2 separate regions of the Homo sapiens genome follow, and region 1 is linked to region 2. A link is an interaction called in ENCODE POLR2A ChIA-PET data of the cell type or tissue named here. Cell type or tissue: PC-9. All regions are shown on one strand. Each heading gives the region's core, and the rest is flanking DNA. Links, peaks and the distances in the headings are about the cores only. Region 1 holds the start of MSRB3-AS1 (MSRB3 antisense RNA 1). Region 2 overlaps HMGA2 (high mobility group AT-hook 2).

What was found. ChIA-PET counts read pairs that join two places held together with the same protein. Peaks named below come from ENCODE experiments on the same cell type or tissue, not always from the same donor. Only the 100,000 strongest peaks of a DNase experiment are listed, where the experiment ranks them.
Region 1: POLR2A ChIA-PET joins it to region 2 with 8 read pairs; 2 of 35 experiments call an interaction of 5 or more read pairs at or near these places.

The regions. Positions count from the first base shown.
Region 1 is chr12:65,630,069-65,645,546 of GRCh38, forward strand. It overlaps MSRB3-AS1 (MSRB3 antisense RNA 1), which reads right to left and starts at 12,304. Exons shown (of 4, transcript NR_120431.1): 1 at 11,971-12,304. It also overlaps the pseudogene PCNPP3. In PC-9, for the core only: no CTCF peak of the experiment used is centred there; a DNase peak (open chromatin) is centred at 4,913; H3K27ac peaks cover 1,936 bases.
Region 2 is chr12:65,861,390-65,876,867 of GRCh38, forward strand. All of the region lies in intron 3 of HMGA2 (high mobility group AT-hook 2), which reads left to right. HMGA2-AS1 (HMGA2 antisense RNA 1) reads right to left here. Exons shown (of 3, transcript NR_158985.1): 2 at 5,415-5,565. Among named protein-coding and RNA genes, the nearest start is that of HMGA2-AS1, 13 kb to the right of the region's middle. RefSeq lists a silencer at 7,546-7,746. In PC-9, for the core only: no CTCF peak of the experiment used is centred there; no DNase peak of the experiment used is centred there; H3K27ac peaks cover 229 bases.

The sequences.
Region 1 (15,478 bases), core at 4,755-9,754, 230 kb before region 2:
AGGGGAGTGGCAAAGAAGACCTGGCAGTGCAAGAGCAGCAGTAGGAGGAGGACATGGGGAGGATGAGGTTGGAGAGAGCGGGGTAAGAGGAGGACATGGGAAGATGAGGTTGGAGAGCGTGGGGCCAGATGCTGCGGGACCTTGAGGGCCATCTGAAAAGTCTGGGTTTTCTTTGAAATGTAGCCATGAAAGGTTTTTAAGCCATGGGTAACATGATCTTATTTAGGTTTAAAGAGTTACTCTAGTTGTATAAAGAATAGTTTGTCACATATTTAGCTGGGTCTTCGCATGAAAAATTATGTATCCCAGTACTTTAGAGCGGAAAGGACCTTCAAGATCATTTAGTCCAACCCTTTCTTTTAAAAGATAAGCAAACTAAGAAGCAGAAAATTTATGATTTGCCCAAGGTCACAGAGCTAATAACTATGTGAGGCTTTTAAACTAGGAGTTGCAGGGTGATAGATTATACTTTTAAGAAATCTTTCTACTCTATATTTCCTTTGGCCAGAAATGATGTCTCCCTTTTCTGAACTTTCATCTCACTTTATTTTTCTCTCCTATGGTGCTTACTCATTTATTACCTTGATCATAGTTCTTTGTGTTCTTGTCTTGTCTTATCTCCTTTATGAGACTATAAAAGCAATCCCTGGAGAGCAGGAAATATGGTCTTTACCTTACGTGTCTCTGTAGGACATTGCCTGTAGTAGGTGTTCAGTCAATGTTTGTTAAGTAAACAGATCAATGGACAGGTGATACGTGAGTGAATGAATGAATGAATGAATGAGTTCTCCATATGCTATAAATACTGAGTGTTTACTGACTGAATATGCACGTGTAGATTATACTCTCCCTGATTTATCATTCTAGGCTACTTCCTAGCTATGTTTTCATTCATTTTTCTCTTATATGTACATAATGGAAAGTGGTTATTTTTAATCAGAAGAAACGAGGTGGCCTAGAAAAATATCACATTTCTAAGTCAGGTAATTCTTTCTTCCAAGATTATCAGCAGGGAGAGCCTCTCCACACTCTCCCCTTCCTTCCCTCCCACCCTACTGGCTAGGTTTAAATGTTCTTTCTCAACACATGATCTTTTGGGAGCTTACTTCTGAATTTTTTTTTTAAAGAGATGACTGAGACTGCCCATAAGAAACTAACCAAGTGTCCGGGGTAAAACTGTGATATCACAAAGGAGAAAAATGTTTTACTTAAGGTTAAAAAAAAAAAAACACAAAAAAGCAGGGCTGTAACTATGCCCTCTCCAGCAGAGCAATATACATACATCCAATGAAAACTAATGCTGCCAATAGTGGAGAAAGCCCTGAAGGAGATTTGGGAGCCATGGGTGATGTCCCTGCCTTCGATATTGACTTGTTCAATGGCTCTGATAATTCATGAGCGCTCTCTCTCTCCCCTCACCCCTGCCCTTGGTTTCCTCATCCATAAAAGATACATAAAAATATTAGAAACAATTGGTCATAGGTCCAGTTTCTGCTACCACAAAATGACCCATTAATTCTGTCCATAAAATTGGTCAGACTGGTTTCAGGGATAATTGTTACATTTTTGGACTCACTGATTTGGCATCTTGCACATACATAGTCAGGCGCATGTTGAGAATCTTTGCCGGAGATGAGGTTATACAATGGATTTTGGCTCCCTGCATGAAGAAACAAGCTTCAGGGCATGCGATTTGATGATCTAAGGTCTCCACTAAGGCAATCGGCACTCAGAAGACAAACATGACTCATTGTGTGTGGGAACTCATTCCACTGTTCACAAACTTCGGTTTGAGGGTTGGGAAGGTCTGGAAAAGATTCTAGTGTAAAGCCTAATTCAGAAGGGTACAGATTGTTTTCTTTGTAAAGTGACACATGTCAGTATTGTGAAACAGTGGAAACTGGAAGGAAAATAAAATATTGTGTCGACTGTCACAGAGTCATCCTGCTGCCCCGGCTACAGACATCTCTTGCTTTCTACTCCTGTGCTTCACTATTACAATGAAGCCACTGTCCTCAGATAGTTCCGGCTGCTTCACCATATTAGTTATCTATTGCTAGGAAAGAAGCCACCCCAAAAGTCTGTGATTTAAAGCCACAACATTTTATTATTTGTTCATGAAATCTGTAATCTTGGTGGAGCTCAGCAGCAATGCTGCTGCTGGTCTTGCGTGGAATCACTCATGCAGGTGGCATTATGTAGAGTCTCAACTAGGCTAACTCTCAAATAATACAGAATGACTTCATTCCCATGCATGTCACCACAGCTGGGATGGCTGAAACAGCTGGGGCTGGTCCGACGTCTCTCCCTCCCTCTCTCTCACTCTCTCTCAGTGGTTTCTCCAGCAGTGCAGCCGACTACCATTACCTGGGGACCCCGGGCTCCCAAGAGTACAAAAGCAGAAACTGCCAGGTTTTCTTAAGGTTCATGTCTCAAACAGCCACAGTGTCACTTCTGCAGCATTCTGTTGGTTACAGCAAGTCATAGGCCAACCCAGATTCAAGGAGAGGGGAAACAGATCCCATATCATTATGTAAAGAGTGGCAAAGAATTTCCAGACACCTTTAATCTACCACAACCACAATTACATGGTCAGGTCTTGTGGGGTAAAGGAGCATCTAGTGACTTGCCCAAACTTCTCCCCTGCCACAGACTTCCCCTTGTTCCTCCTTGGATGCTCCCCTCTTACAATGCAGCCTTCACTCCAGGGCTCTGGGCCTGTTGCTTTTACTTTTCTGTCACTACCAGCCAACTTCTCTCTACTGACTTTCTCTCCACCTCATAGTTTTTGATTATTCACAGGCTCTGCTGCTCCATGGCATTATTGTCATATGGCTTCTACTGCTATAAAAATTAGTAGTGTACAGAAAAGGTTAACAAAGTAGGCCAGAGACTGCTAGCCTTAGGAAGACCTGCTTGCAAGGTTGATCCTTGACTGGCATCTAGCAACTTGGATTTTGAGGGGCGTATTAGTTAGGGTTCCCCAGAGAAACAAAACCAATAGGATATGTATATGTGTATATACATATACATATACAAATATATGTGCATATTTGTATACACATATACATATACTCACATATATGTATATATATGTGTACACAAATATACAAATGTATATATGTGTATATGTGTGTATTCAAATATACAAATGTATATTTATATACATTTGTAAATATATGTGTATATTTGTGTATATATATGTGTATACACATACACACATATATGTATATACACATATACACATATATGTGTATATACATATACAAAAGAGAGAGAGACTTATTATAAGGATTTGGCTCACATGATTATAAGCCAATGATGATAAGTCCAAAATACACAGGGTGGGCTGACAGGCTTGAGATCTAGAAGAGTAGATAGTGCATTTCCAGTGTAAAGGCTGGGGTGGTCAGATGTGGTGGCTCATGTCTGTAATCCCAGCACTTTGGGAGGCCGAGGTGGGCAGATCGCTTGAGGCCAGGAGTTCAAGGCCAGCCTGGCCAGCATGGTGAAATCCCATCTCTACTAAAAATACAAAAACTATCTGGGCATGGTGGTTCACGCCTATAGTCCCAGCTACTCGGGAGGCTGAGGCATGAGAATTGCTTGAAACTGGGAGGCAGAGGTTGCAGTGAGCCGGGATCACACCACTGTACTCCAGGCTGGGCAACAGAGTGAGACTGTGTCAAGAAATAAATAAATGAATAAAATAAAAAATAAAAAATAAAAATAAAGACTGGCAGGTAGAGACCCAGGAGAGCCAATTCAGTCCACAGGTGGCCTGCTAAGAATTCTCTTTTGTTCCGGGATGCCAGTATTTTTGTTCTATTCAGGCCTTCAACTGATTGAAGGAGGCCAATCCACATATTGGAGGGCAGTCTCCTTATTCAAAATTCACTGATTTAAATGTTAATCTCATCCCAAACCCCCCTCCAAGTGAATACATAAAATTAACCATCACAGGAGGGTTTTCATTATCCCCAGAAGTGATAAGAGGGCTCACTGTGCTTAAACTGTTTGTACAAGCAATGTGGTTCATGCTGGACACCTGCTTTCATGATTCCCAAAAGGAATAAGGAAAGGAATCCCCAGTCTGGAATTTTATTACATGCTAGGCAGAGAGTGCCTGTGTAATCAGCCCCCAGTAAAAGCACTGGGCACTGAATCTCTAATGAGCTTCCCTGGTGAACAACATTTCATACCTGTTGTCAGAACTTGTTGCTGCAGGAATTTATCGCATCCTGTGTGACTCCGATGGGAGAGGACTCTTGGAAGCTTATGTCTCGTTTCATCCAGATTTTGCCCCATGCACCTTTTCCTTTTGCTGATTTTGCTTTGTATCCTTTTGCTATAATAACTCTTAGCCCTGACTAGGACTCTGTGCTGAGTTCTGTAAGTCTTCCTCGCTAATTATTGACCCTGGGGATGGTCTTGGCAGTCCCCAATACAAGTAGGAAATGGGAAAATTATGTCACTAGCACAGGTCTATTCTCAATTGTTAATACAATTGAAACAAAGATGGAGATTATTTCATAATAATTAGAAGTCTTATCTGAAGGTAAGGGACTATCTATATGAGTGTAGCACTCTGCTATACACCACAGAATATTCAAAGGGTATATTAGGAACACAAATGAGTGGCCAAAGCTTTCTAGAGGGGGAGGGTTATTTGAATGAGTTGGAAAAAGGGAAAAAGGAGGTGGTGGAGCCCAGTGTTTGAGAGTTTGGACTCTGGAGACATGGCTGAGTCCTGAATAGCTGCACTGGCTACTTCCAAGTTGTTAATCAACACGAACTTAAAGCTCCAAAAGTATAACGTGGCTTAATAAAAATAATGACTAATACTTATCAAATGTGTATCACATCCTAGGAACTTTGTGTATTTACTCACTTAACCCTCATAACAATCTTATTAGGTGAGTATTATTTTAATCTCTATTTTGCAAATTCAGAAACTGAGGTCAGGAAAAAAGGTCCTGCAAATACTCACAACAGAAGAGTTTTGAGACGCTTAGCTGAGTCAATACATGCAATGCCCTTGGGAAATGTCTAGAGCATTAGAAGCATTCAACAAATATTAACTATGATCTTTTAAAACAGGAGGGGGAAGAGAGGAAAAAAAGGAGAGGAAAGAGAGAAGTTGGGACCAAGGGTCACTATATGAGCAAAGCAGAGGAATGGACCGTAGCAAAGTACGCTTCATGAGTAATGAGTGGAACGATGGGCAACAAGCAGTGAGTGAATCCTCCTGGGTGCCAGGTATTGGGCTAGGAACTTCAGCCCTGGGCAGCCAAGGAAGCATGCTGGATTGAAGAGTAGTAGGAAACAGGGAATGATTTAGAGGCAGCTGAATGTCATTTCAGCCCTTATCATCTAGGGCTGTGATTCTCAAATTGACACAACAGTGTCTTAGAAGCCATAGTACTATTTGCAGGCAATATGAAATAAACATATATACTCACATTAGCTTGTGGTCAGGATAAGTAGTTCAAGAAAAAAAAGGGAGAGATGTTTAAAATAGAACATAATTTAAAGAAATAAACTTTTTTATGTAAATCAGTGACACATCACTATTATTTGATTTTTAGTAGCTTGAGAACTACTGTATTAGGTAGTGGAGAAAGATGAATGGTTGGGAAGACAAATCTGGCTTAAGGCATAGAGTTAGGATGGAAGTTGGGGAAAGAAAAATGGCTAGCAAGCTGTAGCACTCATTTGAGCATTTACAAAATGCAAGTCAGACTCAAGGTGAGTTCATGAGTAATGAAAGGAAATAGATGAGTAGAAGATCAATGATGTAGGAAAAATGAATAGTATTTTATAGTATATAAAGGCCCAGGTTCAAATCACTTCATTAATTATCAGCTTCTGACTTCTCTGAGGTTGTTTCCTCGTCTACCAATGGAATTGAAAACAAATGGAATTGATAACAAATACTTTAGGGTGGCTGCTATGAAGATTGGAACAAATGAAAAAGTGAACGTAAACTGACACTTGATATATGGAGGCCAGTCTCATGTGATCCTCCTACCTCAGCCTCCTGAGTATGTGGGACCACAGGCATGCACTCCCACACCTGGCTAATTTTTGTATTTTTTTGGTAGAGATGGGTTTTCACCATGTTGTTCAGGCTGGCATTCTCTTTCTTAATGATGCTTGCCTGAATGTAGGAGAATGAGGAGAGAGGAGTCAAAGATGGCTACAAAGATTTGACCCCAGGTGCTTGGGGAAACAGATGATCCCATGGAAAGCAATAGGAAAGAGGCAAGATTAACCTAGTCCTGAAAGAAGATGGATTAGTTCCACTTTAGGAACACTGAATGAGGCCCAATTTGGCAAGTTTACTGTGCTGAAAAGAGAGCTTTTAATAAGTAAAGTAAAATTATAATCTTAGAAAAAGTGAACATATATTATTTTTTCCTGTTTGTCACATGTTGAATGCCCTTCATTGTCCTGTTATCTTTAACTGTAGTATATGGAAAGAATTTTAAAAATAGATTTAAGGGCTCTAAGAAGGGAGTCTTAGAGCCCAGGATAAATTGCACACAACTTGTGACATACGGACTACAATGGGGTTTTTATGTGCTAAACTGTAATTATCATATGACTGCTTAGATTTGCAGTGATTTATTTATTTAGTTAGTTAGTTTACTTATTTGAAACAGGGTCTCACTTTGTTGCCCAGGCTGGGTAGTGGTGTAATCATGGCTCACTGCAGCCTTGACTTCCTGGGCTCAAGTGATCCTCCCACCTCAGCCTCCCCAGTAACTGGGACCACAGGCACACACCACCATGCCTAATTTTTGTATTTTTTGTAGAGACAGGGGTTTTGCCATGTTATCTAAACTTGTCTCATGATTATGTGAATTAAAATGTACCACGCATGCATGGAAATAAACTCCTTTGCCCTTCTGCAAATAGATCATTCATGCCCAATTGGGAATACCACTTCAAATGGTACTACCATTTGGAATCAGGTAGTCTCAGCTTTGAATATGAGCCCTGTGTGCAAACTTGAATAAATTTTTTCAAATTCTCTGGGCCTGAATTTTCTAATATGTAAAAAGAGATAAAAATAAGACCTATTTTACAGGGCTCCTGTGAGAATTAAATGAGATTACATTTGGCACTCACACATAATTGGCTATCAATAAACATAGAGTTCTCCATCCCTTTGACCCCTCTATAATGGCGTTGAAGCTATTGGCTGCAGAAAAGATGTTACAGATATAATTTGAGAAGTTTTAGAACCACATTTATATTCTGGCTTTTGTCTTAGTTAATGCAAGGTGATGTACAAAGAAATAATCTAGTTAAGTCTGGACTTGGTGACTAAGTTCAGAATAGAAGTATTAATAAAAAGCATGCTCTGTTAAGTTTTGGTAAAGCACATACGAGGTTGTACCTGTGAACTCATTCTTTTAAGTTTTGATACTTTATATGTCTTTTTGTCAATAAGCATAATATTCAAATTTTCTAATTTAGAGACATTTTGCCACTTAAAATACAGAGTTGGAAAATCATGGGTTTGATTTATATATCCTTCGAAAATGTCAGCCATGCCTCGCAGCAACATAATAAAAAAATGTTATTGACCTAATGGCAGCCAAGTAACTTACCCTTTTGAAAATTAGCTTCATAAATAGAAATTCATAACACACTGGTCTCCCTGACCCTGCAGGTCTCCATGTTCCATGAGCACTACCTGTAGCACCTAGAATTTATCCCTGGTTCTATACCTGGGTTTACTTATGTAATATCGTCTTTCTCCCTGGAGCATAAGCTCTGTGATGGAAGGAAACGTATATGTCTATTTCACCACTAGTTCCTAGAATCCAGTGCGATGCCTGGTGCCTCATAGGCACACAATAAGTGTTTGTGGAAGGATGAAGGGAGGTGGAGGGAGAGACCTAATACAGTACTTGGAAATGCAGTCAGCACTTTAAAAAAGCTTGTTTAATGGATGGAGTAAGTCACATTTCCTGTTTTTCTCTTAGTCATATACTTTGTAGGACGGAACGAATATATCTTAGGCCACAAAGAAAAGTCTCAAAGTAAATGCATGAATACTAATGAAAACTATATTTATATTATAATACTAACATTCATTGAGTGCTTACTATGTACCAAGTACTATGTTAAGCCCTTTATATGCATTAATTCATTTAACTATCATAATAACACTATGGGAGAATTTCCGCTGGACACATGAAGAAACTGAGGCTCGATGTAGTTTTCTAAGTTTTTATAGTATAGCTAATAGTGGGAGTGGGATTTAAATCCAAGCTTGTCTGACTCCACCTCCATAAGGATTTGAGAGTACCTTACAGTGGTATCTAAGTTGTCACTCACAGCATAAGAACCAGATTAGTAGGGCCTCCTGGGGGCCCACATCTGCTAAGGGAGGCCACACCTGCTTAAGCACATGGGGACAGCCCTCCTGGGCCCACACAGCCCACACATGACAGGTGTCCTTCCAAGTGTCTAGCCACAGCATAGTTCAGAACTGATAAGGGTTAGGCTTTGTGTCCTCACCCAAATCTCATTTAAAATTTTAATCCCCATAATCCCCATGTGTCAAGGGAGTGACCAAGTGGAGGTAATTGGATCATGGGGGTGGTTTCCCCTATGCTGTTCTCATGATAGTGAGTGAGTTCTCATGAGATCTGATGGTTTTATAAATGGTTCTTCTTCCTTCGCTTGGCACTTCTCCTTCCTGCCATCTTGTGAAGAAGGTGCCTTGCTTCCCCTTCACCTGCCACCATGATTGTACATTTCCTGAGACCTCCCAGCCATGCAGAACTGTGAATCAATTAAACCTCCTTCATTTATAAATTACCCATTCTCGGGCAGTTCTTTATAGCAGTGTGAAAACAGACTAATATAAGAACCAAAGAGGTATGTGGCAGAAATAAATGGTTAGGCACAATAAAGAAAGTTTGCCTTCAAAGAAGACCAAAACAAACACAAATCTGGAAAAACAAGCTGGATCCCAAGGGTCAGGAAAGTGCTGGGGGCAAGTGTAGCAGGACAAGCCACAGACAAAACCCCTCAGACACCGAGTTAAAGAAGGAAGCGGTTTATTTGTCCCGGAGCACTGTCAAGATTCCTGTCTCAAGAGCCGAGCTCCCCAAGTGAGCAATTCCTGTCCCTTTTAAGGGCTCACAACTCTAAGGGGGTCCACTTGAGAGGGTTGTGATCGATTGAGCAAGCAGGAGGTACGTGACTGGGGGCTGCATGCACCAGTAATTAGAACAGAACAGAATAGGACACGGATTTTCACAGTGCTTTTCTATACAATGTATGTAATCTATAGATAACATAACCGATTAGGTCAGGGGTCGATCTTTAACTACAGGGCCCAGGGTGTGGCGCCATGCTATCTGCTTGTGGATTTCATTTCTGCCTTTTAGTTTTTACTTCTCTTTCTTTGGAGGCAGAAATTGGACATAAGACAATATGAAGGGTGGTCTCCTCCCTTACAAGTGCGTTGCTATAAAAAAGGGCCATGGGAACTCGCTACTGCGGTCTCAGAAAGCTAAGGGAAGGCATCTTGGGTCAGAAGATGATTGAGAAAACACATCAAGAAAGGACCTTCTATATAAAGCATGACTCTTTCTTCTTCGCCCCCATCCTAATCCTATCCCTATACCAACATATGCTTTCTCTCGCTCTCTCTGACACACACACACACACACACACACACACACACACACACACACATACACCACTGCTGCTAACATGTTCTTACATGCCTGAGGTTGCTGGCTTTTGCTGTTCATGCAAACATCTTTAGAAAACAAGGTTAAAGTGTCTAGATCTAGGACTGAACTAACAGGGCTCATGTTTCTGTCTCCATCTTGAGAGCAAGAACATGTACTCCATGTCTTTTTTCTCTCTCTCACAGCACCTATTACTAGATACCATATGCTCTGCACGTACTTGGCACTCCATAAATGCTTGCTGAATGGCTGACTTTCCCCGTCTCCCCCATCCTTTCCTTCCCACCCCAACAGCATGACTTTAAAGATCTGCTGCAGAGCTGTGGGGCGAGGTTTAAGATCCGTTTTGACAAATAACCCTTATGGGTGTTTAAAGCCAAAAGATCGAATATTTAAAGCAGAAATATGAGCTGTGACTTCATGGGTGTTCTGTGAAGAGATGCATAAAGCTGTACAAATAGATAGCCTTTCAGACAGGACATAACAGACCCAGCTTTGTGCATTTGCAAATATACAGAGGAGAAGAGCCCAAACTTCATTTTCAACCCTACATTTCCTTCTGAAATCAGTTTAAATAGGAGAGTGAAGGTAGTTAAATCCTCTATCGTTTTAAAAGGAGATCTTACGAATACTTTTGGCTTTAAAAGCTTATGTCACTGATTCATAATGTAAGAGGTGACATTAAAACTATCCTCCACCCTCTCACCACCATCACCACCCCCAGACAGGAAAATGCAGGCAAAAATGAGACTGGATTCCCTGGGAGTGGTGGGAGCAAATTGATTGCTATTTAAAAAAAAAAAAAGAAAAAAGCGGGGGTGGTGCTTTTAGACTCCCAGGCATGAGATCTTGGTGCTGGAAAGTGTTAAAGGACTAAAGCAAGGATCTAGAGTCAGCAGTTGGTTGAAGGAACACAGCAGGATGCAAGCACATGATGGCTCTGGTGGATGACTTCATGAGGGTGTAGAGCGTAGAACAGAAGAGAGAATTAGTCCCAAGAGAGAAGTCAGCATGCTCTGAGCAGGCCTATTGCTCCATTGGTCGCACTTTCTCTAAAGGATGTCCAGAGTTCCCTGGCTGCTTAGGTTAATACAGCAGAAACAAGAGCACACCCTGCCGCTTCTCTAGCTCCAGCTCTGACCATCCTGTGTTCTCTTAAAGCAGCTGACTTGAAGAAAAAGTGAATGTCTTGAGCCCTTGGCTCTTACACCTATTCTACGAGCTAGAAGTGATTTCGGCAAGTGGAATCAGCTTGATACATATCACTTTTGTTTTAAGTACAACTACATTAAATGGAGCTATGTTTGTCCAGTGGCTGAAGAGGTTACCTGGAGCTAAGGGTTTGTAGAATAGTTGCACTCAAATATATTCAAGTACCTAGCAATAAAAATTAAATTGACCTTAAGAACTCTTGGTTATATTACTAATTTGTACATGCCTAAGATCAGAAGTGTGTCCTGTTTCCAATTCATCCTTTGTTTCCATTTCGTGTAGATATAAAACAGATCAGTAACTCTGGATTCTATAGAAAACATATTTGTCTAAGGTTATTGACCAGATAACAGAAATTTGGATAAACACACAATGCCTTGGTTTTCTTGATAATGTGTTACGTTTACAGAGAACCTTCTCATTCTCTTCTCATGTGACTCTCAAAAATCTCTAGAATGGGAATTATTATGACTCGATTTTACAGAGGAGGAAATAATAGAAACTCAGAGAATTTTATTCAATTGTTCATTTGTGCCACCCTATTCTTTGGGACCCAATTTTGTTCTGGGCAATAGAAATGTAGAGATGAAAAAAAAAATAAGCATGGCCTGTAGAAGTTCACCATCTATTATGTAGAACACATAGGTAAACAAAACATAGGCATGTGATCAGTATTAGGTTAGGCAGATGGACTAGATACAATGATGGAAAATGGAAAGAATCACCAAATTTGCCTGGCTGTGAGTGAGTAGTCTTCTCAAAGCTGGAAACCCTAGAGGTAGGATTGTTGTTGTTTTTTTTTTTGAGATGGAGTCTCAGTCTGTCGCCCAGGCTGGAGTGCGGTGGCGCAATCAAGGTAGATCTTAATAAGAAAGAATTTGCTAGAAAGACAAAGCATAAGGTGGAGGAGCAGCAAGAGGTAAGGCACAGAAGCACGGAACTGTGTGATCAGTTCAAGGAATAACAAGCAGTTCAGCATGGTTGTAAAGTAGAGAAGGAAGGAAAATGAGAGTGTTTGCTTTAGGAATAAGTTCACCTGTGATGATCAAGGAGGTTCTGGGTTGGTGAAATGAAGTCTTCAGGAACTTGGAGTTGTTCGGTCTTGTTTCAACACACATGGCCTCTATTTCCAAGATCTCTTCATACCTCCAAATGGCTGCTCTAGATTCACTCACCATATCCATATTCAGCGCAGCAGGAAGGGGGAAGGGAAAAAAAAAGGAAAAAAGACACGCACCAGCTGTCTTTTAAGATTTACAGGAGCTGCTGCAAGACACTTCTGCCTACAGCTCCTTGGCCAGAGCTGGTCACATCGTCACACCGCCTGCTGAGGACTTTCAATAGACTCTGTTATGATGATCAATGAGCTCAGTTAAAAATGTGTGGTTATATTAATAAAGAAAAATGAGAGTATGAAATTTGAGGACAACTACAAGTATCTGCCACTGAGTGAAAAGAGGAAACTGATCATAAAGGATTACAAAGATCATTGAATTAACTATGAATCATTGCTTTGAAGCTCCAACTTTGCCCTCTGGCCAATGGGGAGTCACTGAAGGGTTTTGATGGAGGACTTTGGATGACCACATTTCCATTTATCATTAGGATTGATGACAGACTGTAGAGGGTAAGATTGGAGACAGAGAGACCAGTTAGGAGACTGTTATGTTGATCTTGGTGAAAGATGATGGAGGTCTCAACTAAATAGCAGTAGAGAGATGGGGCAAAGGAAAGAAAAGGCAAAACACCAAGATCGTTACTTACCATGCTAGGTAAGTAGTAAGGGGCAGAATTTGAACCCCAATCTTTAATGCAAGTCCATGTACCATGAGATTCATGTGTTTTTTAAAAAATGTTTTAATTGACAAATAAAAATTGTATATATTATGGTGTACAGCATGATGTCTTAAAATATGTATACATTGTGTAATATCTAAATCAAGCTAATTAACATATGCGTGACCTCACAAACTTATTTTTTATGGTGAGAACATTTTACTACTACATTTACATCTACTGTCTTAGCAATTTTCAAGTATACGTTATTATTAACTATTATCACCAAGTTGTACAATAGGTCTCTTGAACTTATTCCTCTTGTCTAACTGAAATTGTATATCCTTTGACGAACATCTCCCCAATTCCAACTGCCCCCATCCAGCCTCTGGTAACCACCATTCTACTCTTTACTTCTATGAGATCAACTTTTTTCACATATAAGTGAAATCATGTAGTATTTGTCTTTCTGTTCCTGGCCTATTTCACTTAACATAATGTCCACCAGGTTTACTCATGTTGTGCAAATAACAGGATTTTCTTCTTTTTAAAGGCTGAAGAGTGTCCCATTGTGTATATATTCCACACTTACTTTATCCATTTTTTCCACTGAAGGGCACTTAGATGGATTCCATGCCTTGGCTATTGTGAATAATGCTGCAGTGGACATGGGAGTGCAGATATCTCTTTGACATACTGATTTTATTTTATTTGGATACACACCCAGTAGTGGGATTGCTGGATCATATGGTAATTCTATTTTTAGTTTTTTGAGGAAACTTCATACTGTTTTTCATAATGGCCATACTAATTAATAGTCTTACCACAAGTGTGCAAGAGTTCCCCTTCTCTACCTCTTGCCAATACTTATTATCATTCGTCTTTTTGATAATAGTCATTCTAACAGTTGTGTGGAGATGAGACTCATGTTTCTTAATCAACATTATAGTAAGCTGGATTTCAAACTACCACAAGCACTTTGCATCTATGTCATGTTGTGGAAATCAGATTTACCATGGTCCAGACCCAGGAACTAAAGAGTCCAAAAGCAAGACAACATTTGTGACACGATAACATTTTGAGATATTTTGTATTTTCTCTGCCTGCATTCAAGCAGATAGAAGACCCTGGGCTCCCTTGTCTTATGGGAGGTCTGAGACAGGACTTCCTGGGTTTTATTCCTAAAAGCCTAAGCACATGCCAGAGGAGAGAGTTTGAAGAGAGAAAGATTTTATCCAGGCTAGGAAGACAGTTTTCTTTTTCTTTTTCTTTGCAAGACAATTTTATTACTTGTAACAAGTAAGGAGAACACAAGAGATAGTTCCCAAAGCAGTGTCTGTCTGAGCAAAGGGCTGGGTCAGGTTTTATAAGCATAGGGTAATGAGGCATGATCTGACTGGATCTTGCAATGAGGTGATGCCAGAAGCATGACCTGACTGGATCCTGCCATGGGGTGATGCCAGAGCTCAAACTGATTGGATCCTGGATCCTGCCATGTGAATCCACCTTTTTTTTTTTTTTTGAGTTTGAGTTTGAATTTGACAAATTTATTGGTATTTTGGTAAAGACATTCATCTCAGTCGTTTCTCTCTCCCAGCTTGACCTTAGGTTAATATTTCATTTGGGTCAAGAAAAGAATATGTAGGAGAGCTATGTTGCTTTAACAAGAAAATGGACAAAAATGGATAGTTTGCCTCATTAAAGTAAGTTAAATTCATGCATCTTGATATAATGAAATCATATAAGAACTAAGAGTTCTATATATATTTCCATTGTTTTACTAGGGGCCTATTCTAAACTTAAATGCTAGTGAACAAAGTGTTAGGAATATACACAGGCTGCTTCTCTAGAGTTATTACCGATTAAAAGAGCTCAGCAAGCAGTTACCACCAATAAAACAGTCTGAAGCTGCCTCCAAATACAATACTGTAGGAGTTTTCAAGGAAATTTTTATACTGTATGTTTCTTTTGTCTGTGACAATGCTTTTAAAGATGTGCTTGTTACTTTTTTTTTAAAGTTCATATACAATACAAAAATACAAAAACAAACACCCTACAATACACAAATCTAACAAGGTATATGTGGTAAGATTCCAAAAAATGTTTGAAGATGCATTTCCTTTCCTTCTATTTCAGTATCTAAAATGTGCTTTTTGAGAGGCCATTGGTCAATATGTATACATTTAAAATAAACCATATAATTTTACTAGTAAGAAAGCCAGTAGTTAAGTTCAATTCAAATTGGATTTCATATTAAATCCTTAGACAAAGTTACAGAAAGTGCATCTTCTTGTTTTCCATCTTCATACAATGTTAAATTTTTTTTTGGTGTTTATACCTTGTAAAAAATAAAAACAGCCAAATACTTAAGCAATATGTACATTTAAATTTTTGGTGGTGGCTTGTATTTTAAAAAACCGCCTCCTTATGATTTGTGTCAAGTTCTGGTGAAAATGCTTACAGGAACTAGCTAATAAACAAAAAACAAGAGAAGCAAATTGAAAATACTGATTTACTTTTGTAGCAAATGGTTTTTCTTTGAGGACTAATGAAGATAGACAAGACCCATTAAGGTGAAGTGGGCTATTTCAAATATTCAACAGTTTACATTTTTAAAAAATTCTTTTAAGAGCTACGCGTCTGTATCCACTGACAGCAATGCAATACCTAATTTATGATGATTTGAAACAAAACAAATGCCTATAAGGAAAAAAAGCTATATTTTAATTTTATCTAAATTTACTTTCAGTCAATAGTTCAGTAGCATT
Region 2 (15,478 bases), core at 4,709-9,708:
CAAAAAAAGGTAATTTAAGAAAACAATACATGCTATTGTATTGGATGGATAAAACAGAGCGTTCCATGTGACAAAACCTGTATGTAAACGTATTTCTTATTTTTTAATCATCATTTTATATATGTGGGTCACTATGGAACACTGCGTTCAGAAAATAAATTACTTTTCTTTTTCAAAATATTGCATTGGTAGTTTCATCTCGTTTTAGGTAATATTGATTTATCCTAAATTGGTAAAAAAAAAAAAAAAAAACCTAGATACTATATATATTTAATTTAAGCACCTTGTAGTTCCATGGAAAACAAACTGATAAAATTTTAAGAGTAAATTGAGTAAATAAATATAGATTATACTTAAATTTTTTTTCTCTCTGTGAACTGGCTTTAAAGATATGCTTTAACATTTAATATAACAACATATTTTTGAAAAAAAAATCCGTTTTTGTGCAACATGTTTCTTTTTTTTTTTTTTTGGAATGAAGTTTCGCTCTTGTTGCCCAGGCTGGAGCGCAATGGCGCGATCTCGGCTCACTGCAACCTCTGCCTCCCCAGTTCAAGCGATTCTCCTGCTTCAGCCTCCTGAGTATCTGGGATTACAGGCGCCCACCACCACGCCCGGCTAATTTTCGTTTATTTAGTAGAGACGGGGTTTCACCATGTTGATCAGGCTGGTCTTAGTCTTCTGACCTCAGGTGATCCACCCGCCTCGGCCTCCCAAAGTGCTGGGATTACAGGTGTGAGCCACCACGCCTGGCTGTGCAACATGTTTCTAAGTGAACAGTATGACTTCAGAGAGTCATACTGTTTTAAGAGAGTTAACAAAAGAATAAGCATTGGATATACTTACCTTTTTTCAGATGTTATAACAAATTTACCAAAATGCACCATACACACACACACACACACACACACACACACATTCCATAACTTCAAACAACAGAAAATGGGATTCTGTCTGTCTCTGTGTCCCACAATCAGTACCACCACCACTACTACAGTTTGCTTTTATTATAGTATTATCAATTTTCTGCAAATAAGCCTAAATGTCTTAGGTAGTTCTACATTTTTATATTACACAGTAATTGAGGAAAAACTAAATATTTTTGAAAGTGCATTTAAAATACTACTTTAGAACAATTAATCTACTTGGGTGTACAAAATGAAAGCCAGTTGTTAGAAATCTCTTATACTACAAAAATTAAAAAAGTGTTAAGCATCAAGGATTAGACCTGGACTAGAAGTATGTGTCACTTGGTGGATGACCATGCAACTCAAGAAGAGGAAGAGTGGATTTAGAATTCAAGATAGAGATGAAACACTCATGTACTTAGTGTGTGTGAAGTTTAGGAGAGGGAGCTGAGCTGATGGAGCCATGGGTCACAGTAGCTGAAGCCATGGCTGTGGATAAAGATCCCAAGAGAATGTGGAAAATGAAATGTGATATAGAAAGTGGAGAAGAAAGGGAATATGGGGACCACTGCACACAAAGGAGATAATATAGGTTGTCAACTGCCAACGGCAGTATGTGGACCAGTGGTCTTTACCACATCCTTCTCCAGCTGTCCCACCGTCCACACGAACTTACGCATGCTTCCCTTGCTCTACCCACCCATGCTCAGCTCATGGTAATTGGCATGGCTGTTTCATATCTATTAGGTCACTAGACTGAGCTTACCACTGGGATAATCAACAACAGCAGTGAACCCTAAATCCTGACGACACTATCAGCACTTAAGTAGAGCTGGGGAATGAAACTAGAATTCTTTTGGGGCCAGATCATTAACTCATATCTAGTGACACCCCATTTTGCCTCTGGAAAAGTTAAGGTTTTGTTGTGCAATTAGCTTTACAGAATGGAGCATTTCTGTTGGTTTACTAAAACTGTTAAGCCAAAATAGGGCACAAGTGCAAGTCCTGGCTCCAGAAGTTGGCTGTACCTTCCTTTCTGCAGTACAAGGTGAACATCTGTAAAGAAGAATGCAATGTCCCGGGTGTGTTTAAACTGACTGCCTTGGCCTCAAACTAAAACTGTTAAGCCAAAACAGGGCACAAGTGCAAGTCCTGGTTCCCGAAATTGACTGCACCTTCCTTTCTGCAGTATGAGGTGAACATCTGTAAAGAGGAGTACAGTGTCCCTGGTGTGTTTACACTGACTGCCTTGTTTTCAAGGATCATTAGATTTCAAAGAAAAAAAAATCACAACAATATCCTTTGCATGGACCAGATGATGAGAAACTAAATTGTAATTTGGGATTCATTCACAAGAAAAGTCCTGAATGGTTTTCCCATGGACAGGATCTTGGAGGTTAGGAATACCAAATCCTGTGCCCAGCTCAGTCTCACTGACTAGGGAATGTTGTCTTTAGACTACAGAAGTCGCAACCCTCACCCCAAAACATGAAGTATTCAAACCTTTTGAAGGGTGTGATGTTTCCAGGTAATTTGGCTTGGCACAGGAATTGCATTTATGCCCAACTTTGGCTAAGCGATTTTAGTAGTCCAGCAAAAATGCTCTGTTCTGTAAAGGTAATTGCAAAACAATATCTTCATTTCTCCAGATGGAAAATGGGATATGAAAATCCACCAAAGGAAAGAAATATCATTTCCCGCACTGTGGCTCTGCAATCTTAGAAGGGTTCCATGAATATTATGTATGTGCAGTAAACATTTATGACCTTATTTAGGTCCAAGCAGCATGAGGGATTTTGTGCTAGTAGTTGTTGATGAGCACTACAAATAGGGATCCTTTATATCTGAGGTATCCATAGTAACTAAGTAGGGCCCATTTCCATCGTGCTTATTTGCTTCCAACCTGCCAACCATGCTTAGACTCTGAGGGCTCCAGGATTCCTAATTCATAAAAAAAACACCCCAGAGAGGTGGGTAAGTGCTTTTCAGAAAAAGCAAACTTAAGCAAGTGATTTTAAGAGATTTGAAGAGTGCTACATGGCAGCCAAGATGATAATTTTTTGGCCCAAATATAAATTTAATTGAGTAGTGTTATAAAGACAAAATTACATAGCCAGAAACAGAATTATGAGCATTAGGAAAATAATAGTGTTGTCTTCCATCTCCTTGAAATCCCCTGTTATGTTACTCACTCCACTGTTGACTATTTTGTAGATAGCACACATTCACCTTGCATTTGGCAGAGAACACCAGCTTTGCTATGAATGCTCACAATTTTTGTAATACAGGGAAATATTTAACATACTAGGAAAAAAAGGTTTAAATTCATTAACATTACTATTGTAATGTTCATATACTCCTCTTTTCTTAGGACACACTACAAATGATTTTATAGTGTTTCCATTTAACACACATAGTAGCTTTTCTTCTGGATTGTATGTGCAGTGCCATTGAACAGAAGCATAAAATTGTCAGTGGCCTACATTTTTTAGATTATTTAACTATGATTAGAAATATTTTGATCCATTTTTTCACTTCAGCTCTTTTTCATATTAGTGCACACTTGACCCTTGAACAATACAGGTTTGAGCTGGACGGGTCCACTTATATGCAGATTTCTTTCAGTGAAAGTTACACTGAGTGCTTCTGCCTCTCCTGCCTCCTCTTCCACCTCTTCTCCCTCTTCTGCCTCTGTTACCCCTGAAACAGCAAGACCAACCCCTCCTCATCCTCAGCCTCCTCAACATGAAGACAGTAAAGATGAAAACCTTTATGATGATCCATTTCTACTTAATGAGTAGTGAACAAATTTTCTCTCTTGCTTGTCTTATTTTTTTGTAGTTTACATGTAGTTTGTAAGGATGCAGTATATAATAATATCACATACAAAATATGTGTTAATCGACTGTGTTATCAGTAAGGCTTGCAGTCAACAGTAGGCTATTAGCAGTTAAGTTTTGTGGAGTCAAAAGTTTTGCGTGGATTTTTGTTGGATTTCTGACTTCACAGGGAGTCAGTGCCCCAACCCCTGCATTGTTGAAGGGTCAATTGTATTTTTGTCTGATTTCATGAGGGTGAACTTTTTATACTATACTTTTACAGATAGAAATGAAAGTACTTAGTAATAATTGAACATATGTACAGTAAAAATATTATAGCTGTTGTTTTAAAATAATTGTATTAAATTGAAACTTAAGTTAGTCTTCAGGCTTTTTAAGGTTTTCAAATTTGAACTGGAATGCAATTCAGAATGTGCTAGAATAACATTTCTCCATTTCTCCAGTGTCAAGATGGGAAGGCATACATTCTAAGCGTCTGTATCTCCATCTATTTTTCTTTTTTTTTTTTTTTTTTTGAGACAGAGTCTCGCTCTGTCACCCAGGCTGGAGTGCAGTGGCTCAATCTCGGCTCACTGCAAACTCCGTCTCCCAGGTTCACACCATTCTCCTGCCTCAGCCTCCCGAGTAGCTGGGACTACAGGCACCTGCCACCACGCCCGGCTAATTTTTTTTTTTTTGGTATTTTTAGTAGAAACGGGGTTTCATCATGTTAGCCAGGATGGTGTCGATCTCCTGACCTCGTGATCTGCCCATCTTGGCCTCCCAATGTGCTGGGATTACAGGCATGAGCCACCACGCCTAGCCATCCCCATCTATTTTTCACTAATATTCAAGCTAGAGTTGCTGGCTAAAATGATGGAGCATCAGAATTTGTGAACTCTGGGAATCATAGCAAGTGTATAACTATAATTCCTTTGTGTCTAAGGAGGGTGGACCTCTATATTAGAGAGAAGATTTACAAACGTTGGGGAAAAAATGGAAATTGAGACTGACTCCTAAGGAAACATCTGTTCACTCACTCAGCAAACATTTAGCCCACTCTGCTAATGCTAGGCACTGTGCTAGATATTTGGAGAGACACTGGAGAAAACTTAAGGTCCCTAGTCTTGTGGCTCTTACATTCTAGAGAGGGATTATAAATGACGGCGTAGTTATTAAAAAAATACAGATGATGATTTCAAGCCTTATAAGAGCAAAGAAGAAAAGTGAACCAAGTTAATGTAATGGAGAGTATTGGAGTAGGCGAGGCTGCTTTAGATCAGAGAGTCTGGGTGGACTTGATGGAGGAGGTCATGGATAGCCTTGCAGCTGGTAGACCTGTGGGCAACATTAACAGCAGATAGGACAAGAGGGTTAGGGGCTAACTGAGCATTCACCTTTGTCTTCTTTTTCCCCTCGGTTATGAGTGTGACAAGGCGGAACATCCAAGGGATATGTTGCAGGTGTCTTAAGAGTCAGGTAAAAGGCAAGATGATTCATTATATCTGTTCTTTTTGTGATACCCATGTAACTACCTATAAGCTTCAAAGTGAAATAAACATTACCTCTTGTACCTTAGCCCGCTTCTCATTCTTCATTACAAATTTAAGAAGGCAGTTATTAATGTGAATAGTCATTCTTCTTTTCAGCAGTGCCAACTTTAAAAAAAAAAATCACTAACACTTACCTGAGATGCAGCTGACATGTACCAAGATTGCTTGCCATTGCCCTCTCAACCCATCTGAGTCAAATTTTTCTTTCTGCTGCTGTTTTCCTTCTGCTGCCATTTTTCTTTCTGCTGCTGTCAAGATAGGAACATGTGCCTTCCCATCTTGACACTGGTAGAGAGAGAGATTGAGAGATTGAAGGGGGAGAAATCAGTTCTGATTTTCTAGTTTCTAAACACTGCAGAAGAACAAAGTAGAGAAGAAAGAGGAGAGTGTGTGAGGAAAGAAATGGCAAGAGGTACATGAGATAACTTAGCAGGGAGTTAAATAACTAGCTCACATAATGACAAAAAAACATTGACACTAAATTGAGGGCCTGCCATTTTTGTTAACTGGTATCCCTGAATGTGGCTAATGGCACAAGCTACGTAGAAACAGGCCCTTGTCCTGTTTTTGCAATGAGCAGAAATCTAGCCCACTGAGACATCGAGTTCTTTTCTAACTTTTTGCTCTGTTGAGAACATCTTTGCTTTTGGATACAAAGGCAGCATGAAAATCTGGAGGCCTTCTCAGGAAGGGGAACTTCTAGGAACTTAATCTGTTAGTGGGAAAGCCAGGAACCAGCACACTTGGAGTGTCATCTGAGCAGGAGGAGTTAGAATTGGCTGGCCAGTTTTCCCTTAATGAGTGTTTATTATGTTTAAGCTACAGAACTAATTACTGTGAAAAGACATAAAGGAATGAGAAGACCAAAACCGTATCCTCATGATACTGACAAATCAGTTGGACTGAGCACACATGAATCAACTGAAGAACACTTCTGCCAAGTTCAAGTTGTGTAAAAGTGGAGGATATGAGTCTTGTGGGGACACAGAGTTGAGGCATGAGCTATTAGTCAGAGCCGTAAGGCTGCCTGCAGGAGAAGAACTTTGGATGGAGTTTTGAAGGAAGTGAGGAAAAGATCTGAATTAACGTATTAACACATAAAGCTTGTCATCTGAACAGGACTATAAGCATCTCGAGGGTAAGAACGTGCCTTTTCTTTCTTACACATTCCCAGAAGACCCACATTCCTCATTGGGCTCTCTGTAACAGTATTTACTAAGCACTTGAATAACTGGACATGGGCACCATGTTGCTAAGTTGATTAAAGGTTGGTCTTCCACTCTGCCACTGGCCACAGCACAAAGTGAAAACAGATGTCACAAGCACCTTGTAGATCTGTCCCTTTTTTCTTCTGATGTTCACCCTCCTTTTGAGCTCTTTCTTTCTCCAACATTGCTTACAAAATAATCTTTATGCATCTGAGAGGGAGCAAATATTCAGTAACTTTCTGCAGCTGTCCTCACTAAAGAGGAGAATCTGTTGAATGCCACTGGAAATGTAAGGATCTCTTGTGACAGTAACATCTCAAGGGGAAACTAGTGGTTAAATTGTTAATTCTTTGAGTCTGAAACTTTTTTCATTTGCAGTGCAGATAAGTGCCTGATCTTGCAGTATCACGTTTCTGACTTCTTTGTTCTGGCTTCATTTTTTTTTTCCCAAAATGCCATTTTCATTTGTTCTTAGAGTTCAGAACATGTCAAAGAGCTTCTTTAAGCAGTAGGTGGTTTTACAGAGCCCACAGAGAAGGAAAACTAAATATCATCCCGGATGCAGTCCACTACGATCGTGGAGGAGTCAGATTACTCTCCGGGCTTTGCTGTGTCTGCTTGTGAAACAGGAAAGGGAGAACTGAGGCAATGAGTCACCTCACTTGGGCCCAAAGCACCACCTACGTTGAATATGGAGAAAATGTGAAGCAAGAGTTTCTTTTTATACATAATCACCATTTGTACATAATCACCATTTTCTCCATGGTTCTTATCCAATTCAGTGCATCTTAAAGGATGGTTTGTGGAATCATGACATAGCAGAAAAATCCAGGTACTATCAGTCTTGCCTGTTTCTACCTAACTCTTTCATTTAAACTCTCACTAGAATCTATAGGAACTGTTAGCATCAATTTTAATAAGTTGTCAACTAAGTGATTAGTGGTATTTATTGGTTATTTTTGACAAAATAATGGAATCATCAAATTTTGAAGTTGAGAAGTAAAGTAAAAATTTGTGCCAAACCCCAAATGTAGACAAGGTCATATTATAAACATTAATGCTGTCCCAAACTGCCAATGCATTGCGTAGAACTGAGGTTAGCAGGTTACCATTGATTTCCTCTACTTATGCTTTAAGAGGTTGGCATTGGTAAGCCGCTACACTTTCTTGGTCAATGAGGCAGAAACCCCTTTGCAAAACTCTCAACTGATGAAAAGATTAGCTAGAATGACTCTAGGAACTGTTTTCTAAGGATCTGACTCATTGATTCCTTTTTTTGGTAGGGTTCTCTGGGCCAAGTTAGTTCGAGTATTTATCATTTAAATTAGGAAATTACCATCACCATCATCATGTACATTCATAAATCAAAGCAAGATTAGAGAAGGAATATGGTGGATCACAGAGCAACTCAGAAAGACGACAGCAACAACTAGGAAATGAAACACCATGGTTGTATTTCAGGAACCCTACCCAGCAGATAGGAATTACCATAGCTCCTAAAATTCCATCTGGGTGGTTGATGGAGCCTCAATTAATCTGACACCATAGCCCATGCTCCCCTCTTGCTACCTGCTGAAGTTAGCAGGGAAAAGTCAAAGAGGGTGCTGTCAGTGGGGTCAATTCTTAGGGATCATAGTGAACCACCCTCCATTGCACTGACTCTTTCCCACAAAATGGGCTAGAGATAGCAGCTCTCCTTATGTATTTAAGAAAGAATGGTCAAAAAATACAATTCACATTTTATTCTGGTATATACCATTTTGACAGTGTTTCACAATGTAGGTAATATGAATGGGAGTATTTAAACACAATCCTGTTTAATATTCTTAGCCAGTACTTATTAAATGCCTACCAAGCCTGGCATTGTTCTAGAGACCTCAAAATACACCTTTAAAAACATATTTTATTGACAGTTGTATAAATGAAGAAAACAAGTCTCAGAAAATTAAAGTGACTTGCACAGATACACAAGCTAGAAAGTAATAAAACTGAATTTTGAACCCAGGTTTGTCAGACTCTAAAGTCCATGATTTTCTGCTCCATGTGGCCAACCCAGTTAGAAAGGTTATAAAAAATCTTAACAGTTTTTCAGCCCTTCTCACACTTAGCTTTAGGATTAAAAGTATTGGTCATGATTTGCAAAAAAAAAAAAAGTAGTGCACAATATTCCAGCTATATTCAATAAACATTTGTTGAATACAACGTATGTATATACAGGTCATTGTTACAGGTCTGTGTATAAGTAAACACAATATGGTCCTTAGCTTTAAGACCTTTCAGTCTAGGGGTAGATATGCATGTGCATACAACTTCTGTTTATTTTTGAATTTCAACTATGTGTCAGGTGTTAGGCTGAGCACATTATGAACATTGTCTTGATTTATTATTTAACCTTGTACGAGCCTTGTAAGGTAGTGGTTTTCGAAATATTTTTGCCAAAATGTAAATAGTAAAAAACAATATGTGAAGCCTTTATTCCAACTAGGTAAAATAAGGAAGGCTTTACAAAGGAGATGAATGACACTTCAGCTGAGCCCTAAAGAATGAATAGGATTCTAATAGAACAGCTGGGGGCAGGCGTGGTGGCTCACACCTGTAATCCCAGCACTTTGGGAGGCCGAGGCAGGCAGATCACCTTAGGTCAGGAGTTCGAGACCAGCCTGGCCACCATGCAAAAGCCCGTCTCTACTAAAAATACAAAAATTAGCCAGGCGTGGTGGCACATGCCTGTAATCCCAGCTACTTGGAGGCTGAGGCAGGAGAATCACTTGAACCCACGAGGTTGAGGTTTCAGTGAGCCGAGATCGTGCCACTGCACTCTAGCCTGGGCAGGGGGAGACTCCATCTAAAAACAAAACAAAACAAAACAGCTGGAAGATGACATCCCTGGGACAGGGACTTCCATGTCATGTGAAAAGTAGGAGTAAATCAATGGAGGCAGGGAAATGTAGGGTGTATTTAGGTAAGAGCAGCTAGTTTGGATTGGATAGTGTACATTAGAGACATACCATGGGTGAGGGGGTGGATGTGGACAGTGAACCTAAACGCTTTGTGGTAGCAGGTCACAGGGGCCGTGCATACATGCTTAAGGAGATTGGATGTTACAGGAAATGGGAAGCTATTAAAGATTTCTAAGCAAGAGAATGACAGGTCAAATCCGACATGATTTAGAAAAAACGTAGGCTCAGTCAGAAGCCATAGTCTAATGACCAATGCATCATAATTACTTGCTACACTAATTTTCTTCTTTAGAAGTCAGCTTTTAAGATATGTGTTTATAATACAGATTTATACAGTTTTACATGGTTGAAACAAAGAATAATAATATTTATTATGTAAGATTCAAATTTCAGTATCAACAAATAAAGTATTCCTGGGCCCAGCCGCACCTATTGGTTCACGTATTGTCTATACCTGCTTTCCTACTACAGTGGCAGAGCTGAGTACCTGCCACAGAGACCGTCTGCCCAACAAAGCCTGAATTATTTACTCTCCAACCCTTAAGAGAAGAAGGTTGCTGACTCCTGCTCTATTGTGTCTTTCTGGCCCTCTTAATCCATTTATATAGGTTTCTTCCTTTTGTGTGTGAATGGAAAATGAATTTAAGTTCATTAGTAGAAGCAAGACACCTTTAGCTTGGCCTCCAGGTATTATTTGTTTTCCTTCTCATGAGAATTTTGAATGTTCTATATCTAGATTCTCGAGGCTAAAGAATAATGAAGCAGAAAATGTTTTCTCCATTACTATATCCCCTTCCTATGGGGATTCTGAAGGTGCGGTTTTCCCTCTAGGTGAGAGAACTACATTCCTTTCCTAGGCAGATTCCATTTTAGTTCACACTCAGGCTGTCAGATGCACAGAACAATGTCACATGGGCTTCTTAAGACCTCTTAAAAATCACTTCCAGTTTGACTTCTGCCCATACTTTACTCTGTTAGTTTTCCTCAGAAAGGCTTGGCAATAGCAGAATAATCTTTGATTACCAACAATATATTTAATTTTCCTATTTGATAGGCTGATGCCGCAGAAAATAACCAATTGCCTTCTGTGCTTTGTAGCTTTGTGCTCCACTGCATCATCACTTTCTTGGGTTTAGGGGTCTGTGGGCATAGCAAAAGGTGTGACAGCCTGTCCTTGTTAGACTGAAGCCAGTCTGAAGTGGCAGGGAGGCAACAGGATGCCAGCCAAATGAAACATATGCTCCAGATCTTTCATCCAGTCCGGAGCCTAGTGTGACTTGGCTTCTGCCCCCTTCATCCTTCCTAGGGTCCCCCTACACAAAATCCTCTAAATAAGGTTGCCAGTAACCTCTTAACTGCCAAATCCAGGGGACACTTCTCAGTCCCCGTCCTGATGTCTCTTCTGAAATATCTGACACATCAGCCGTGCCTCCTTATTTCACACTTGCCTTCCTTGGATGCCTGAAGGTAAACCTGTCCTGTGTTTCTTCTCTTGTCAAGAAGTTCCTTGCACCCGGGAGGCTCTTCTTTCTCTACCTGCCCTCTGCACGTCGCTCGTCTCCAGGGTTATATCTGAGGTCCTCTATTTTTCATTCCATGTGTTCATTCTGAGTTAGCTCTGTGGTATCTGTGTTTCAGTCACTGCCTGCATTGACTGACTGTATTCGTAGCTTATCTGAGTGCCATCATACACCCGGTCATCCTTGACTTGTCAGTCTCCATTTTCAACATTTGCAAAGTTCTGCCATTTATTACTCCTAAAGGTGCCTGGAGCTATATGTTTTGAGTTTTCTTTTCCTACATTCCCACTGCCACATTCTTTGTACAAGTCTTTATCATCTCTCACTTAAACTATTTGCACCAGCCTCCTACTAGTTTTCCTGCCGCCTCTACTTTTCTTTGTCCAGCTTACCTCCATTATCACTGCAAGTGTTTTCTTCAGAACAGACACTTTATCACTCTCCTGCCAAACATTTTCAATGACTACCATTCACCCAAGGAAGTCTGAACTTCTTATGTTGATTATAGCATTGGGCCTAGTTTCTAATCTTGCCTCCTACTACCCACCAGTTGAAATCTTCACTTCCTTAGGACAGAAAGACCCGTTTTTCTGAAACTTCCATTAGGTCTTTCACATCTGTGCTCTGGTTGGTATAGTCTTTACCTTTACTTCCATTTGGACCAATCTCAACACATCTCCCAAGACCCAGTTCAAATACGGTGCCCCCGCCAACCTCTCTTGAAATTATTTCCTTCCTGTTTGCCTCATGGGAATTTGCACACACCTGAGGTAAAGGACTTTTACCCGTCTACTATAATTATTTGTTTACATGTTTTTCATGCATGAAACTATGTCTCATCTATCTTTGTATTTTCAATACAGAGCATAGTGTGTGTCTTATAAAAAGTATCCAAAGAATGAATGTGTCCAAGCCATGTGTCTGCACCTGTACCATGAGCTCTCTAGGTTCTGTTGTCTGGTGTGTTACAAATAAATAATGCTTTCAGCACCAAATACGGCAGCCATCAGCAGAAATGGCTTATTTCCTTTTCTCAATATTTTTTTCGTACTGAATCTAGGCTAAGTGTAGATGGCTATAGATAGTCATTCATGAAGTCAAATGCACCAGTGGGATTGGAGGATAGTATTTATTTTAGAAAAAAAGAAAGAAGGAAAAGAGGAGAGATGTCCAGTGTCACTATTAGTGAACCACATATATTATACTTTAATTTCCCTTATAAATATGAAAAGAGCTTGGTAGAAAGTAAGATATATAAAGCATGTCTACATGTGTTTTATGATGTGTATACATATATGTATGTAGATACATACATATATTTAAATGTGACCATTATCACATTACTCTGTTATATTTTATTATATTCATCCTCACAAAATTCATTGTTAAAGACAGGGAACTGAGGATTTGTTTTCAAGTCTTGCTTGTGGTATTTGCCCGTGCTTGCACAAGAGTAACAATAATGGCAGAATCATTTATTAGATGACTGAAAAGAGCAGGCACACATGGAGGTTTAACATATGGTCGCTGTCCTTATGGAATTCAAAAATCAGACACCAAAAAAGGTAGGTAACAATATAGGGCAGTTTGAGGTATGCCAATTAATGGCCCACAGTTAGTGAGATTTTGTTTTTTATCTCTCTATAGCCTACTATTGCACTTTGCACACACTGGATAAACATCTGCTGAATGAGTGGACAATAAAACAGAAGCAAATTTGTACTAATTTTTCAATTATGTTTTCTTCCTTGTATGCATTATTGTTGACACCAGCTTGTTGGGAATAAGAGTAAGAATTTATCCTTTACAGTTTCATAGATCTCATTTATCACCTACAAGAAAAGAAAACTTATTTTTGTTTTATAAACTTAAAATGTAAATTAATAAATATATAATATAAATAATAAAGCTATATAAATAATAGATATATGTAATACACAGAATTTAAAGCTATATAAAGTCTACTACTTAGTTGAAGACTTTGTCAGTCTTGCTGAGACACATTGAGTGAAAATATATATAAAAACCTTTAATGATGTGAGGTGAATACTCAAGAAATTTTAATCATCTTCTTTTCAGTGGTAACGAATTACGCTCATACAACAAAGCCTAGGTTTCCAGCAGGAGGGAAACCATTTGAAGATGTGGTGCCCTTTAGAAATTGTTTAGAATCTTTTCAGAAGGAGGTGTAGTGTGACTCCAGGTGCCTCTCTAGGGTTGTTGAAGTGAGTGCAGGTGACCTCTATGTACTTGTTCTTCAAGCTGCTTTATAATAAGCAGCTTGCTACCCTGATTTACCCGCAGAACCACCTTAAGACTTGGCAAGATATCTTTTTTAAAAAAATAAAGTAATGGATAATCATAGTTCAAACTCATTTGTTTTTCTGTATGTATACATACAGGTAAACATTTTCACAAGTACGCTTAAAAATAGTAGAAGAGTTTAAAGATTTGCCCCAATGGGCTCATCTCTCCCTTTTCCAGTTTGGTGCTCCATCTCAGAAAAAGAGAGTCACATTTTGAGACAGATGTAGCTCTTTCTACAGATTTTTCCAGAGCAAGAAAATTGGGATCTCACACATCTGCAGTACTTATTTTATCTTCTCATCTCCCTTTATTCAACCAGAAAGGTTCCCCGCCCCCCCAGTAATACCCTTTTAGAATTATCATGTAGCTTGATGCTATGGCCATAATGGGTTTTGTCTTGTTTTGTTTAATCACAGATGTAAAAATAAAAAGAAATGCTTATATTTATTAGAGTTAATACAAGTAATTGTCCCAAAGTAGTCCCAAATTAATTTTTACTCCCCTATTCTCATATGAGAAAATATACTGACAGTGGCTCAGTACCTGCTTGCTTTGCTTGTCTTACTGGCAATAATACCAGATGTATTTTATTTAATTGAATAGCTGTGTTCCTGAGTGAGTAAATGATACTATTCTAAGGTGATCTATTTACATACACTAGAGCTTGCAGTTTATGACAACTGTTAGTTTATTATTTCAAAGACTATACTGTGTTGCAAAGAAATATTTTATTCAGATTTTCATATATTCAGTTTTGTCTGTTTGTTTGTTTGTTTTGAGACAAAGTCTTTCTCTGTTGCCCAGGCTGGAGTGCAGTGGTGTGATCTCAGCTCACTGCAACCTCCACCTCACGGGTTCAAGCCATTCTCCTGCCTCAGCCTCCCAAGTAGTTGGGATTGCGGGCATATGCCACCGTGCCCGGCTATTTTTTTTTTTTTTTTTTTTTTTTTTTTTTTTTTTTTTTTTAGTAAAGACAAGGTTTCACCAAGTTGGCCAGGCTGGCCTTGAACTCCTTACTTCAGGTGATCCGCCTGACTCGGCCTTCCAAGGGGCTGGGATTATAGGCGTAAGCCACTGTGCCCGGCCTTGTCTGGTTTTTTAATAGTAGGCCTACGTATGCCATTAGTCAACTTTCTGTGAGTTTGAACTACCAACTTGGTGGATGTTTTTCTTTTTTTATTTGCTTTTTTTCTTTGAATTATTTTTACTATCATTAGAGAATGTGCAAGGTTACTTAGTAGAGAATGAGCTCATCTCTGCTTCTTCAGCTATTTTTAGAATCTGATTTTTTTTAAAAGTGGTTGGAGGAAAGAAATGAAACTGCATTCAACTAGACTGAACTTGGTCACCATTATCATGGGGATTGGTGAGGTTTTCTCTTTGTTGATGTCTTCAGTTTTCAACAAAATTGCTTCTTTGGAAGTTTTTGCTTTTTCTCCTAAACTGGTTATATAGGAATGTAGTAGGTACAGGTCATTCCATTATATAAATCTGTGTTTATAAATGATTTACTTAGCTGTTCCAGCCTGTTAGTTAAATATGTATTTAAGGCCTGTTTTTTCAAAAAAAAAATGTATATATAGAAAAAAAAATAGAAGCTCACAGAATGGATACTGAGTTGCTGAAAATTAGTCATTTGAATTTAAATCTTTTCAGGAGTTTTTGCATTAGGAATTTACACCATATACTCACTCTGAAACCATGGCATAAAAAGTATAATTAGTCACATCTATTAAAACAGTGAAAGAAAATATTTGGTAATTTTCTATTAGCCAATAAGTTACTTTGCATAAGGCAATTGTGAATACTCTTTCTCTTCCTAATCTTAATATGTACACAACTATACATTCAATATTTCTTTCAAGAAAACCAAATCCTACAACCCCAGAAAGAGATTCTAATTTGGTTGTTCTCCATTTCTCTTTATATCATTTATAAAGCACGCAAAACAATTTCTGGCCTCTGATTTTTGAAAACCATAAAATCATTTCACCACTTAAGCCCAAACTTTCTAAATCAAATTTTTACTCTAAGAACAAATACTTTCACCATTTATAAACCTTTCAAATTAAGGTTTTGAGTAGAGCTTTCCAGACAGCCTCCGGAAACCATACCCCATAGCAACACATGTCCCTAAAGCACATTATATTATGTGGTGCTCTACCATAGATGCCCAGTATTTGCCACAGAAGGAACAGAACTT